Regions from separate parts of the Homo sapiens genome. Here region 1 is linked to region 2. Evidence: chromatin contacts called from ENCODE Hi-C or POLR2A ChIA-PET data. All regions are on one chromosome and are shown on one strand. Each heading gives the region's core, a stretch centred on a gene start or an enhancer-like site at or near the end of the contact. The rest is flanking DNA. Distances are from core to core; before and after follow the strand shown. Region 1 has its middle 28 kb from the start of MED13. Region 2 has its middle 98 kb from the start of MED13.

Region 1 (7,069 bases), core at 1,952-4,451, 72 kb after region 2:
CTGCACTCCAGCCTGGGCAACAGAGCGAGATTCCATCTCAAAAAAATAAAATAAATAAATAAATAAATAAATAAATAAATAAATAAGGCTGTAGAGGGAAGACCATCAGCTGCTGTGAGAAAAGTAAATTGCAGGCAGTGGAAACGTGGGCAGACCATTAGAACACTGTCCCAGAAGCCCAGGCAAGAGAAGATGATAGTGAGCCCAGTTCTGAAGAAAAAGAAGTAGATAGAGGCAGTATTGACAAGACTTGGTGATAGACTGGATTTGGGCAGGGATCAAGGGCCACTGGGGCTTCTGGCTTGCCTAATTCCATGATTAAATGACACCATTCACCAGTCATTACCGAGGACCTGGGACTTTATCAACACCCTCGCTACATGCTGGCGACCTGTTGAACACATGGATTCTCAGCATGTGTGTAAATGTGATGCTCACACAAAAGACATTTCAGCTCTGACCATGATCATTTCCTGCCAGATCTCATTTAAAAAGGAGGTTGTCCCACGAGTCTTATTCATGTTTCAACCATTAATTGAAGTAGGCAAGGTTTGCTAGTTTCTCTGGGACTTGGTATTTATTATACCAGTAACACGAGAAAGCTGAACCAGACAGCCTCTAAGGATCCTACGAAGAGGGGATGGTCTCTAGCAGCTAGAGGTCTTCCAGACACTGAAATATCTTTCATGCTTGTCTTTCCTCAACCCCTGGGCTCTCATAATGAAGAATAATACATCCAATTTGCTGGTCCATGTTCTGTTCTTGGCAGATCTGTAGTTCTGGATTCCTGCTTCGGCGTTCCAGGACTGTGACTTGGGTCTGCATAAACCACAATAACCACAAGCAACTTTGTTGTATTTCTTTCCAAGTACTTCTTTCCAAGTCAACTTTGGGACACACCACCTGATGGTCTCAGAGGAAACTTAGTTCTCTGTGTGTTTCTATTTCAAAATGAAGGCTATCTTCGGACAACAGAACAAACGTGCCAACGTTTTATTCCCAAAAGCAGAGTACACAAACTCCCAGGAGCTGCCAGCCCTTTAGTCAATCTGCCTCTTAGAAAATGCTGTTACTGTGGCCGGGCGCGGTGGTTCATGCCTATAATCCCAGCACTTTGGGAGGCCAAGGCGGGTGGATCACCTGAGGTCAGGAGTTCGAAACCAGCCGGCCAACATGGTGAAACCCCGTCTCTACTAAAAATACAAAAAAATTAGCCAGGTGTGGAGGCACATACCTGTAATCCCAGCTACTTGGGAGGCTGAGGCAGGAGAATTCCTTGAACCTGGGAGCTGGAGGTTGCAGTGAGCTGAGATCGCACCCTTGCACTCCAGCCTGGGCAACAAGAATGAAACTCCGTCTCAAAAAAAGAAAAAAAGAAAAGAAAAGAAAAGAAAGAAAATGCTGTTACTATTCAACACTCCTGGAGCCTCACCTTCTTTCCAGCCACGGCAGTGACATGACACAGAACCTATAGCTAACTGAGCCATGCCAACTTTGTTGCCAACCCACAATCAACAGTGTAAGGGGCTGCCTTTGAATCTGACCTTCTCTACATAAACTCCTAACTGTGGGTTCCAGAAGGAGAACTCAAGGTCATGTGCTGTAGTTGTGCCTTGATGCCTTTGTATGGCTTGTCTAAAATACCATGGCATCTCTAAAATTCTTGGTTGAGAACTGCCTAAGGCTTAACCTGGCATGGTGGCCTGTACCTGTAGTCCTAGCTACTTGAGAGGCCGAGGTGGGAGGATTGCTTGGGTCCAGGAGGTGGAGATTACAGTGAGTTATGATCATGCCACTGCACTCCAGCCTGGGCGACAGAGGGAGATCCTGTCTCAAAAAAAAAAAAAAAAAGTTAATTAAATTCAATTTTTTTCTTTTTTCTTTCTTTTTTTTTTTTTTGAGACAGAGTTTTGCCCTTGTTGCCGAGGCTGGAGTGCAATGGTGCGCTCTTGGCTCACTGCAACCTCCGCCTCCCAGGTTCAAGCGATTCTCTTGCCTTAGCCTCCTGAGTACCTGGGATTACAGGCACATGCCACCATGTCCAGCTAATTTTTGTAGTTTTAGTAGAGACAGGGTTTCCTCATATTGGTCAGGCTGGTCTTGAACTCCTGACCTCAGGTGATCCACCTGCCTCGGCCTCCCAAAGTGCTGGGATTACAGGTGTGAGCCACCGCACCCAGCCTAATTCAATTTTTTTGTAAAGAAAATTGCTTAAGATAAACATGACAACCTGGAGTCTGGCATAAGAGTCAGTGCTGTGTTGAAACATATGCACTTGGGCCCAGACCAAGGACTGTCCCAGAGAATCCCTGAGAAGCAAACTGCATGAAAACTATAACTGATTTAATCCTAACTAGAGCTATGATACTTTCCTGCAAAGAAAGTGGCACAGTTTCCCTAAGCCTCACTCTGGCCATCATTTGAGTGATAAACACAGCCCTGTGCTCTACGCAAAACCAACCCTGCTCTCTGCCCTTCTCCCTGCTTCAAGTTCCTGAATCAAACAAGTGCCCTCTAACTTTCTCTTTCACAACGAGAAAGTTCTCCATGGATGAATTCCTTCTACATTTAGATTATGGCTCTGGAATATAAAATTTATCCCCCTGTGATAAACAGGTCCATTCTGTATAATGTCTGTTATGCTGTAATTTTTTCCTTCTAAGGGAAGCTTATTAATTTGAATTAAACTGCTGGTTGCTGGCCAGCCAATGTATTAATTGTCCTTGGTCAAATGCCAATCTGTAGTTTCATTAGCTGTATCTGGACTTTGCGGGGAGGGAAAGGTCATGTGGTATTAAACAGGATGGCCAGTTCATTGCTGCTGCTCCTGAAGGCAGCGAGTTCACAGAGCATGCAGCAGCACATCCTAGGGCTTTGTTTAAACAAATGGGCTGAGTACCCCAGAATGTACCTGCAACACTTTTGTAATTATTTGATTGTTGCCTCTCTGACTAGATAATCAAGTGCATGGGGGCGCATTATAGGTGCTGCATATTTTCAAATTAACAAATAAATGCATAAATAAAGTTGAAAGGCTATGGGGTCAAGAGAAGCTGGGGAAGTCAAGAGAGGACTTGAATGAATCAAAGGTTTGGCTAAAGTCAGGTTATGAGTAAGCCTAGTTATGAGTAAGCAGAACCTATGATGCAGAAAAGACACAGATGAGATGGTATGAACGCCAGTCTGTTGTGAGCACAGAGTGTGGCAGACACAAAGGGAGTGTCTGAGTCACATAAGAGTAAAGATTCACAAAATCCCACAGCTAAGGTCTTGGAACTGCCTTGAATTGATAGCCACCTTCTTAGCCCTTTCTTCCTGACCCTGATTGCTCAGCCTTTTCTGGGTTTCCATGAATATGTACCTTTACAATCAACCATTTATTACTAAAGGTGACTTGAATGAATTGCCATTTCCTGGGAGTCTCAGTTTTAGGCACCCCTAGGCACAGCACATGAGCCCTGAGGAATCCAATTATTATATATCCCATGAAGCACATTATCCGTTTCTGTGGCTAGAATCATGGCCAGCTCATGAGATGGCCCGACATATTTGAATTCAGTGTGCAGACACAGCTTAGGCTCAACCCAGAACCCCTGCCACACATACCGTGTTTTATCACCACACATTTTAAGAAAATGCTCTTATCACTCTTGAGCAAGAGCAAATAGGTTTGTTTGGCCAAATCTGTATTTTTAAATTGAATATCATGAATAAAAAATAAATATTATTTTGGAATAATACTTAAGAGGAGTTAGGAAGATAGATCATTTTTTATCAAATCATCATCCACACGTATTGCTTGGTTATGAATCATCTAGTCATACTGTCAATTACCCTCATGGCCTTGAGCCCTTTTCAGTGCCTGTATATGTTAGTTTTCTGTTGCTGCTAAAACAAATTGTCACACATTTAGTGGCCTAAATAACACAAACATATTATCTTGGTGTTCTGTAGGTTGGAAGTCCGACACAAACCTCACTGGGCTAAGATCAAGGTATTAGCAAGGTTTCATTCCTTTGCAGAAGCTCTAGAGAACCTATTTCCTAGACTTTTTTTTTTTTTTTTTTTTTTGAGATGAAGTCTCACTCTTGTCCTTCAGGCTGGAGTGCGATGGCGCGATCTCGGCTCACTGCAACCTCTGCCTCCTGGGTTCAAGCGATTCTCCTGCCTCGGCCCCCCTGAGTAGCTGGGATTACAGGAGCCTGCCACCATGCCCAGCTAATTTTTGTATTTTTTTTTTTTTTAGTAGAGATGGGGTTTCACCATGTTGGCCAGGCTAGTCTAGAACTCCTGACCTCAGGTGATCCACCCGTCTTGGCCCCCCAAAGTGCTGGAATTACAGGCGTGAGCCATTGTGCCCCGCCGACTTCTTTATTTTTTGAAGAAATGGGGTTTCTTGCTGAAGTGCAGCGGCACAATCATAGCTCACTGCAACCTGGAATTCCCGGGCTCAAGCAATTCTCCCCCTCAGCCTCCCGAGCAGCTAGGACTACAGGCACACCATGCTTATTTTTACAGAGACAGGGTCTTCCTATGTTGCCCAGGCTGGTCTTGAGCTCCTGGGCTCAAGCAATCCTCCCACAGCACTGAGATTTCAGGCACGAGCCACCAAACCCGGTCGGTTCCTAGCCTTTTCTAGCTCCTAGAGGATATTTTCATTGCTTGGCTCATGGTTCCTTTCTGTTTTCAAAGCCAGCAGCAGTGAGTCCTTTTCACATACACATCTCTTTGACCCTTCTCCAGTCACATCTCCCTCTGACCTCAGCTGGGAAAGGTTCAGTGCTTTTCAGGACTCATTGGTTAGGTTGGGCCCACCCAGAAAACCCCATGTCAAGGTCCTTAACCCTAACCACATCTGCAAAGTCCCTTTTGCCAAGTAAGGTAATATATTCACAGACTCCAGAGATTAGATCGTGGCTGTTTTGAGGGAGCAATTACTCTTTCTACCATACCATAATTGCAAATTTCTCTATGTTCTTAAGAGAGCACCTAGGATCAAGATAGCAGCCAAGTGTGTCTAAAAAGTCCAAGTAGGTTGCTAGATGGAGGGAACCTCACAATAAGAAATAAGATACAGCTCTTTCTTTTTTTCTTTTTTTTTTTTTTTGAGACGGAGTGTCACTCTGTCGCCCAGGCTGAAGTGCGGTGGTGTGATTGCGGCTCACTGCAACCTCTGCCTCCCAGGTTCAAGAGATTTTCCTGCCTCAGCCTCCCGAGTAGCTGGGACTACAAGTCCACGCCACCATTCCTGGCTAATTTTGTGTATTTTTAGTAGAGAAGTGGTTTCGCCAAATTGGCCAGGCTGGTCTTCAACTCCTGACCTCAGGTGGTCTGCCCACCTCAGCCTCACTCCCAAAGTGCTGGGATTAGTGTGAGCCACTGCGCCCAACCAAGATACAGCTCTTTCAATCAAGGATCAGCAGAAAGAAAATAGAAAGACCACTTACTGAGTGTTCTTAGCTTCAATGTGTCAGGCATGGTGAGATGTATCTCATTTAACCTTCATAACAACTCTTTCCAATAGATATTATCTCCATTTTTCTAGTGAGGAAACCAAGACTCAGACTGGTTAAATAATTTGTACAAGTCCGGGCATAGTGGCTCGTGCCTGTAATTCCAGCACTTTAGGAGGCCAAGGCTGGTGGATCATCTGAGCCCAGGAGTTTGAGATCGGCCTGGGTAACATGGCAAAAACCCGTCTCTTCCAAAAAATACAAAAAGTTAGTCTAGCGTGGTGGTGTGCGCCTGTGGTTCCAGCTACTCGGGAGGCTGAGGTGGGAGGATGGATTGAGCCGGGGAGGCCAAGGCTGCAGTGAGCTGAGATCGTGCCACTGACCTCCAGCCTGGGTGACAGAGGGAGACCCTGTCTCAAAAGTAAATTTAAAAATATACATTTGGCATTGCACATCTAAAAGGAAAACTTGACCCCAGCACAGAATATTTCCTCTATTTCCCTGTTTGGACTATAACCAGGAAGACTGCTAGATACACCACATAATTTTTTCAGAAAGTGACCATGGATAATCCTACTGTTTTATTAACTGGGAAGGCTATGGACCTGAGGACTGCCCATGGGGGATTTACTCATCAGATCCATGCTCCGATCAAGTCCTCTCTTTCTATCAACGACACACAGGTAAACCTGGATCCAAGAAGCCTGTGAAGACTGTCCTGAAATATTTTTCCTGAGACCCTTGCAATGTCTCAGCCCCACTCCTATCCATCCAATTACTATTGCCTGCAAGATTATAGACCGGGCTCGCTACAGATGCATTCTTACCAAGTGAGAGAAATAAATAGCTATTGAAGCTGAGAGAGGATATTGCTTCTGCACTGCGAGCTCTCCTCTCCTGGCTCTGGGTACCTTGCTGCTCTCCCTCCAATTCTACCTCTCCTTCCACATTTTCTGTGACCCTCTCTGAGGCCAGCTCTTTGACGGATCAATAGCTCTGCTCCCTGCAGACTGTTTGCATGTACTTTGGTCACACTATCTTGTTCTGCCCTCTGATATTTATTTACTCCTGCTTTCTGTTGATTAATTGGCCTTTGTGTTATTGCTGCTTAAACCCTTGCGTTTCTTTTTGAGGCCTTGTGCTCTCAGACCCTCAGCCTGCTGCCACATTCAACATAACTACCATCTCCTTCTAGAATTCTATATAGGCAGATCCAACATATACTACTTGGAACTAGCTTCTCTTAGGGCCTACTACAATCCAAAGCTGTTTATTGAGACCAGCAATACTCTAGGACTGTGACTTTCTTTTTATTATTTCAATTTCTTAATATTTATGCCTTTTATTGTGAAATGCAATTTTGGTGTTAAATTTGTTTTCTTTTTTTTTTTTTTTTGAGAAGAAGTTTCACTCTTGTTGCCCAGGCTAGAGTGCAATGGCACGATCTCGACTCACCACAACCCCCACCTCTCTGGTTCAAGCAATTCCCCTGTCTCAGCCTCTCAAGTAGCTGGGATTATAGGCATGCACCACCATGCCCAGCTAATTTTGTATTTGTAGTAGAGACGGGGTTTCTCTATTTTGGTCAGGCTGGTCTCAAACTCCTGACCTCAGGT
Region 2 (7,023 bases), core at 263-2,762:
AAAATATTTCTTGATATAAATGTCAGACCTGGTGCAAACGAATAGATTTAAAATAATGTTTTTGGCCAGGCCCAGTGGCTCACGCCTGTAATCCCAGCATTTTGGGAGGCTGAGGCGGGCAAATAACCTGAGGTCGGGAGTTCAAGACTGCCCTGGCCAACATGGTGAAATCCTGTCTCTACTAAAAATACAAAAATTAGCCAGGCATGGTGGCGCGTGCCTGTAATCCCAGCTACTCAGGAGGCTGAAGCAGGAGAATCGCTTGAACCCAGGAGGCAGAGGCAGAGGTTGCAGTGAGCTGAGACTGCGCCACAGCACTCCAGCCTGGGTGAGAGAGCAAGACTCAGTCTCAAAAAATAAATACAATAAAATAATGTTTTTAATTCCAATGTATTTTGTCATAAAATAACTGCTAGCAATCATATTCACTGTCCAAAACATAACATTATCCAAAATCTAGAAAAGATGTAATGTTCAACTTAAACAATGCAAAAGGGAATGGTGGAATGATGAAGAAGCATGTTGTATAATGTTCAAAGGAATATTATAGTCTTGACTCCAATTCAAATGAAACACATATTTTTACTAAACTCTGAACTCACATCAACTTTCAAAGTATGCATTTTTTGCTTATGTTATAATTGGAAGTGAAAATAGGACACAAAAGTATATACATACTATATAGAGAGAGAATGATCACAGCAATGTTTTTTTTTTTTAAACTGTGCATGAATAAAAGCCCAAAAGGAAATTGAAACATTATTAATGGCTATCTTTTGGGTGGTGGGTATAATGTGATTTTTTAAAATTTCTTTCATCTTTTTGACATTTTCCAAATCTCCTGTAATGAGCATGTATTTCTTCTATATTGACCAAATAAATTTAAAACACTACTTTTTTTTTTTTTTTTGAGACAGAGTCTTGCTCTGTTGCCAGGCTGGAAAGCAGTGGCGCAATCTCGCCTCAGTGCAACCTCTGCCTCCCAGGTTCAAGCAATTCTTCTGCCTCAGCCTCCCGAGTAAATAGGACTACAGGCGTGTGCTACCACGCCCAGCTAATTTTTGCATTTTTAGTAGAGACAGGGTTTCACCATGTTGGCCAGGCTGGTCTCGATCTCTTGACCTCGTGATTCGCCTGCCTCGGCCTCCCAAAATGCTGGGATTATAGGTGTGAGTCACTGCGCCCAGCCTAAAACACTACTTTTAAAAGGAAGTATATATTTCCCATGCTGTCACTTGCATTTATTAAATACAATATATTCTTTATTTACACTCCTCATGATTGTTTGGAAAGGTAGATGAGCAAGAATTAAATGCTAACGTAGATGCTGGAGATGCATCAGTGCACTTTATACAGTGTTACCAAGAAGCTGGTATTAGAACAAGGATCAAACACCCTTTGGTCTTCAAAGTAATAAAGACACTGTGTAGTCATAGTTTCAGTTTAACTCTCCTCCCTCTGTGACTAGATTGCTTTGCCTTTGAACTGCCCACTGGAAAGGGCCAGGTGTGTAAATGCTCAGATCTTTCTAAAGTTGACAACTGCTTCCCTTCACATTTCATTTTACATAATGATTTCAATGCAGGAATGTCATGGTGTAAAGTGACAGGGAAATATAAGGTGCTAAAATAAGGTACAGCAATATTGTTAAAAGGCTGTGGAGTTGCCTGTTGATAGCTGAGGTTTTTGCAGATTTTATCTATAGACCTAGTGAATTCTACCGATGAGGAAGGCAGTAGAAATCTGAACAACTAGGATCAAAAGGAGAGGATGTCTTTGATCATCTATTTGACTGAAAGTAATAGTCACAATTTACTTGAGTATTTTATAGGTGCTAAACACATCCAGAATAACTCTTTTTCCTCTACTTTTAGTGCAGCTTTTGGCACTGGTTTGTACAAAAGTTTGTTCAAGAATCTTTAGGAAAACTAGTATGCATTTGCCTGATTTACTTTTGTATTGGAGCAGAAAAGAAAAACGTCAGGCATGAAATCATGAACCCTATAGACACTGCCAAGGTAAACAGATTCATGAATTAGTTACTTTCACAAAGATCTTAACATGTTTATAAAAGCATTTCTTTGGGCCCTCTTCTGCCCCAGCCCTGTACTCTGAGACAAATGACTATTTTATTACACTTGTATTGAGAGCCTTAGAGGCAATCACTAGTGCTATAGGTGAAAGACTATCTTTAAAATTTTATAAATGAATGGTTAAAATGAATCTCCAAAGGTTGTTTCTTTTTTTTTTCCGAAATAGAGTCTCATTCAATCGCCCAGGCTGGAGTGTGCAGTGGCGTGATCTCGGCTCACTGCAACTTCCGTGTCCTGGATTTAAGCGATTCTCCTGTCTCAGCCTCCTGAGTAGCTGGGATTAAAGGCACCCACCACCACGCCCAGCTAATTTTTTGTATTTTTAGTAGAGACAGGGTTTCACCTTGTTGGCCAGGCTGATCTCGAACTCCTGACCTCAAATGATCTACCTGCCTTGGCCTCCCAAAGTGCTGGGATTACAGGCATGAGCCACCTCGCCCGGCCCCTCCAAAGGTTGTTTCAATGTTTCCCTGTCAGAGAGGAGACCTTGGGTAATTATTTAAGACATTAAGTAAAAGAAAGATCCAATGTATACAAGATGTAGAGTAGAAATCAGAAAACTTGAGGTTTCTGGGACAGAATGAGCCTTGTGGGATGCCCTACCTGAAAGCTTTCAAAATATGATTATAGCCCTGAACCCTGTCCAAAGAGACCCCCAAATTTACTAACACCTTTGTGCCTGTCAGAGTCCACATGCTAGGACTAAATTGACCAGAGCAGCAAGGAGAGAGAGGAGGCTGGGCTGGAATATTGGCTGAATAGGAAGCTTCCTGGCTCTGGATCATGGCCAGGAGTAGATAATGATCCGCAGGATCTGGCAGATCAGGAATGGGCTGCACAGGTGCTGGGTGGAGCAAAGCCTGTGTTTAAGTAAACACAGATAAGAAGCAGGCTGTGGTAGGTGAAGGGGCAAGGGTGGAACCAAGAGTAAAGAAATGGTAGAGTGGAGTTGGATAATAGGATTCCGGCTATAAGAGGTAGTGTTTCTAGGCTGGGTGCGGTGGCTCACACCTGTAATCCCAGCATTTTGGGAGGCTGAGATGGGTAGATCACTTGAGGTCAGGAGTTCGAGACCAGCATGGCCAACATGGCAAAACCCCATCTCTACTAAAAATACAGAAATTAGCTGGGTGTGGGGGTGGGTGCCTATAATTTCAGCTTCTAGGGAGGCTGAGGCAGGCGAATCCCTTGAATCCAGGAGGCAGAGGTCGCAGTGAGCCAGGATCGTGCCACTGCACTCCAGCCTGGGCAACAGTGCGAGACTCTGTCTCATAAAATAAAATAAATAAAATAATGCCTATCAATGGAAATTTGTTTTCATTTGCTTAGCATTAACTCCCATTGGGGAATAATCTTCTGGACAAAAATATCATTTCATACCTGATCATAGACTCTCAAAGTTAAAGGGATCATAAAAGACAAAATACTATGTTCCAACAAGATATCTGAACCATCTATGACATCCCTGTATTTGTTGTCTATTGCTGAAAAACAAATTACCCCCAAATATATCAACTTTAAAATGGTTTTGGAAGGTCAGGAATCCTGGTGCAATTTAGCTGGGTGGTTCTAATCCAGGGTCTTTGATGAGGTTGAAGTCAAACTGTCAGCTGCAGATGCAGTCAACTTAAGGTTTGACTGAGTCTAGAAGATCCACTTCAAGCTCACTCACTTGCTTGTTGGCAAGAGATTGCAGTTCTTCATCACGTGGGCCTTGCCATAGGGCTGCTCACTGCATGACAGCTGGCTTCCCCCAGAGCAAGTGATACAAGATAAAGGGAATGATGCCATATTGCCTTTAATAGCCTTGTCTCTAAGTTATATCCCAGCATACTGTCTTATTCTATTAATTAGAAGTGACTCATTAAGTCCAGTCCACAACTAAGGGACGGAATGACCCAAAGGCATGAATACCAGGAGGTATGGATCATGGGGCCATCTTGGAGACCGGCTACCACAATTCCCTAGAAGATGTCACCTAATTTTTGCCTAAATACCTCCAGAGATGGGTAGCTTGTTTGAGAGGCAGCCCAACCCACTTTTGAAAAGCATTATGGTTTAATTTATATTGAGTTAATATCTTCAGCAACTTCTATATATCAGTTCTAATTTAATCCCAAAATGTTCTTCCACAAGACAATCATTCATATAATTGGAAACATGTCACCTTTTCAGTCATTGGCGAGACAAGTAACTCAAATTCCTTTGACTCTTTTTTTTTTTTTTTTTTTTTTTTTTTGAGATGGAGTCTCGCTCAGTCGCCCAGGCTGGAGTACCGTGGCGCCATCTCGGCTCACTGCAACCTCCGCCTCCCGGGTTCACGCCATGCTCCTGCCTCAGCCTCCCCAGTAGCTGGGACTACAGGCGCCCACCACTATGCCTGGCTAATTTTTTTGTATTTTTAGTAGAGACGGGGTTTCACCGTCTTAGCCACGATGGTCTTGATCTCCTGACTTCGTGATCCGCCCGTCTCGGCCTCCCAAAGTGCTGGGATTACAGGCGTGAGCCACCGTGCCGGGCCTCTTTTTTCTTTTTTTTTTCTTCTAGAGATGAGTCTCACCATATTGCCCAGGCTGGTCTTGATCTTCTGGGCTCAAGCAATCCTCCTGCCTTGGCCTCCCAAAGTGTCCTTTGACTATTTCTTATGTGATTAGAGTTTCAGTCTGTTTCTTATTCTGATTGCCTGAATGTGGGCACGGCTTTACTCTTCAAGTGTGTGGGTAGAAGTAGCCTGGCACTTTACTGGAGGGCAGAAAGAAAGGAAGACCAGTTTTAACTTCAGCTGGAAGAGATTTTTTCTTTCTCTTTTTCTTTTCCTTTTCTTCTTTTTAGAGATAAGGTCTCACTGTGTTTCCCAGACTGGAGTGCAGTGGCGCAATCACAGCTCACTGCAACCTCGAACTCCTGGGCTCAAGTGGTCCTCCTGCCTCAGCCTCCTGAGTATCTGGGACTGTAGACACACACTACCACACCCAGCTTTAAGCTGGAAACTATTTACTTAGATTTCTTTATGTCTAGTTATATCACATCATTGATCATATCAAGCTTACAGTTCACTGAAACTCCTAAATCTGTTGCCCTTGTACTGCTGTTGATTATATGATTATACCCCTGAAGCCTGTCCAAAAAGACTCCCAAATTTACTAACACCTTTGTGCCTGTCAGAGTCCACATGTTAGGACTAATTGACCAGGGCAGCAAGAGAGAGAGAGTCTGGGGTGGAATACTAGCTGAATGGGAAACTTCCTGGCCCTGGAATATGACCACGAGGAGATAATGACCTGCAGGATCTGGCAATCGGGACTGGGCAGCGCAGGGGCTGCTGCTGCTGTTGAGCCATGTATCCCTCCTCTCGAACATATGTAGTTGATTTTTAGATCCAAATTCAGCATCTAATATTTATCCCTGTTAAATTGCTCTGCCTTTTCTTTTACTTGTTTAACAATTTCAATGACTTAGATGTATACCTCTCACATTTTCTGATGATACAAAACTTTGACAGCAAGCTAGTATTAGCAAGTTAATTTCCTGAGCTTTGAGATGTCAATGATTGTAAGATGCACCATTGATTTGATAAGTTTTTCAGAAAAAATAACACATTATCTGAATGAATCAACTATAAGAGATGCATCATGATTTCAGAAATATTATAATATGAAAAAATATATATTATAATTAAAGAAATAGAGATATTGGGTAGTGACATCAGCATTCAAAAAAGAGTCTACCAGGCTAGAAAAATTGGACATATCTGAATCAGGGCCAAGAACATAATCCTACTAAAAGTAATTTTATTGATTTAATTATTCCTTCATTCAAATGTTCATGGAACATCTGCTGTGTGTCAGATGTGGTGTAAGGCAAACATGAATAAGTCATGACCTCTGTCCCTCAGAGCTCACAGTTTCCATTTTCAAAAAAAAAAAAAAAAAGATGAGTTCAAACATTACAGCTTTAACTTCTTTTTGAACACAATACTATTGTTTCTCATTCATCTTCAATGTTTACACCCTGAGTCAAGTTTTTACCTTTTTGTTTTGCTTTTCTTTTTTGGAGACAAGGTTTTGTTCTGTCATCCAGGCTGGAATGCAGTGGCACAACCATGGCTCACTGCAGTCTTGACCTCCTAGGCTCAAGTGATCCTCTTACTTCACCCTCCCAAGTAGCTGGGACTACAGGTGCGCCTTGCTACCACCACACCTTGCTAATTTTTAAATTTTTTGTAGAGATAGGGTCTTGTTATGTTGCCCAGGCTGGTCTCAGACTCCTGAGCTCAAGTGATCCTTCCACCTCAGCCTCCCAAAGCGCTGGGATTACAGACGTGAGCCACCATTCCCAGCTAGTTTTTACATTATGCTTGGTAGATTCTGCCTGCCAAATGTATTGGCTTAGAGAATATGTGCTTAACAAAATCATGGTTTGAGTACATCTCCTTATGGGATCTTGGCATTCTAAATAAGTCATAAAATGAAAGGATTGAAGTAGACTTTTTTCCTAAGGTTTCTTCTGATTAAAAATATGTAGATGGAGGGATGGATTAGTGGATAGATGGATGAGTAGACAAATGGATAAACAGATAGATAGTAAGAGATGAAACAGAGAAATTCATTCTGCATTTTTCAGAGAAGACAAAACTCATGATGAAACTTCTGCATTAGTAGGAAAAGAGAAGTTCTTACTTAGGGAAGAGACAGAATGGGATGTAATGGACAGACCATCGTCTCTTTCTTTCTTTTTCTTTTTCTCCTTCCTTTCTTTCTTTCTTTTTCTCTCTCTTTCTTTCCTTCTTTCCTTCCTTCTTTCCTTCCTTCTCTTTCTTCTCTCTCTCTCTTTTTTTTTTTTTGGAGTTTCGCTCCTGTTGCCCAGGCTGGAGTGCAGTGGTGCAATCTCAGCTTACTGCAACCTCTTGGGTTGAAGCGATTCTCCTGCC

Evidence for each region. A loop is a pair of places that touch in the nucleus more often than their neighbours do. ChIA-PET counts read pairs that join two places held with the same protein, here RNA polymerase II (POLR2A). Pooled maps may share reads with other maps.
Region 1: a pooled map shows a loop between it and region 2 (2.4-fold over the local background). The contact joins two enhancer-like sites. A Hi-C loop is called at or near these places in 4 of 168 maps with a recorded cell type or tissue (K562, PC-9, mammary epithelial cell and 1 more), 6 of 37 single-sample maps with no recorded cell type and 7 of 50 pooled maps. POLR2A ChIA-PET finds 5 or more read pairs at or near these places in 3 of 52 experiments (OCI-LY7, PC-3 and activated CD8-positive, alpha-beta memory T cell).

Annotation. Positions count from the first base shown.
Region 1 is chr17:62,089,768-62,096,836 of GRCh38, reverse strand. No RefSeq gene overlaps it. Among named protein-coding and RNA genes, the nearest start is that of MED13, 28 kb to the right of the region's middle. Within about 2 kb of position 3,201, at least 5 of the 41 ENCODE cell types and tissues checked have a DNase peak (open chromatin) inside an H3K27ac peak, as active enhancers do; they include PC-9, where a contact is called at or near this core.
Region 2 is chr17:62,159,945-62,166,967 of GRCh38, reverse strand. No RefSeq gene overlaps it. Among named protein-coding and RNA genes, the nearest start is that of MED13, 98 kb to the right of the region's middle. Within about 2 kb of position 1,512, at least 4 of the 41 ENCODE cell types and tissues checked have a DNase peak (open chromatin) inside an H3K27ac peak, as active enhancers do; they include PC-9, where a contact is called at or near this core.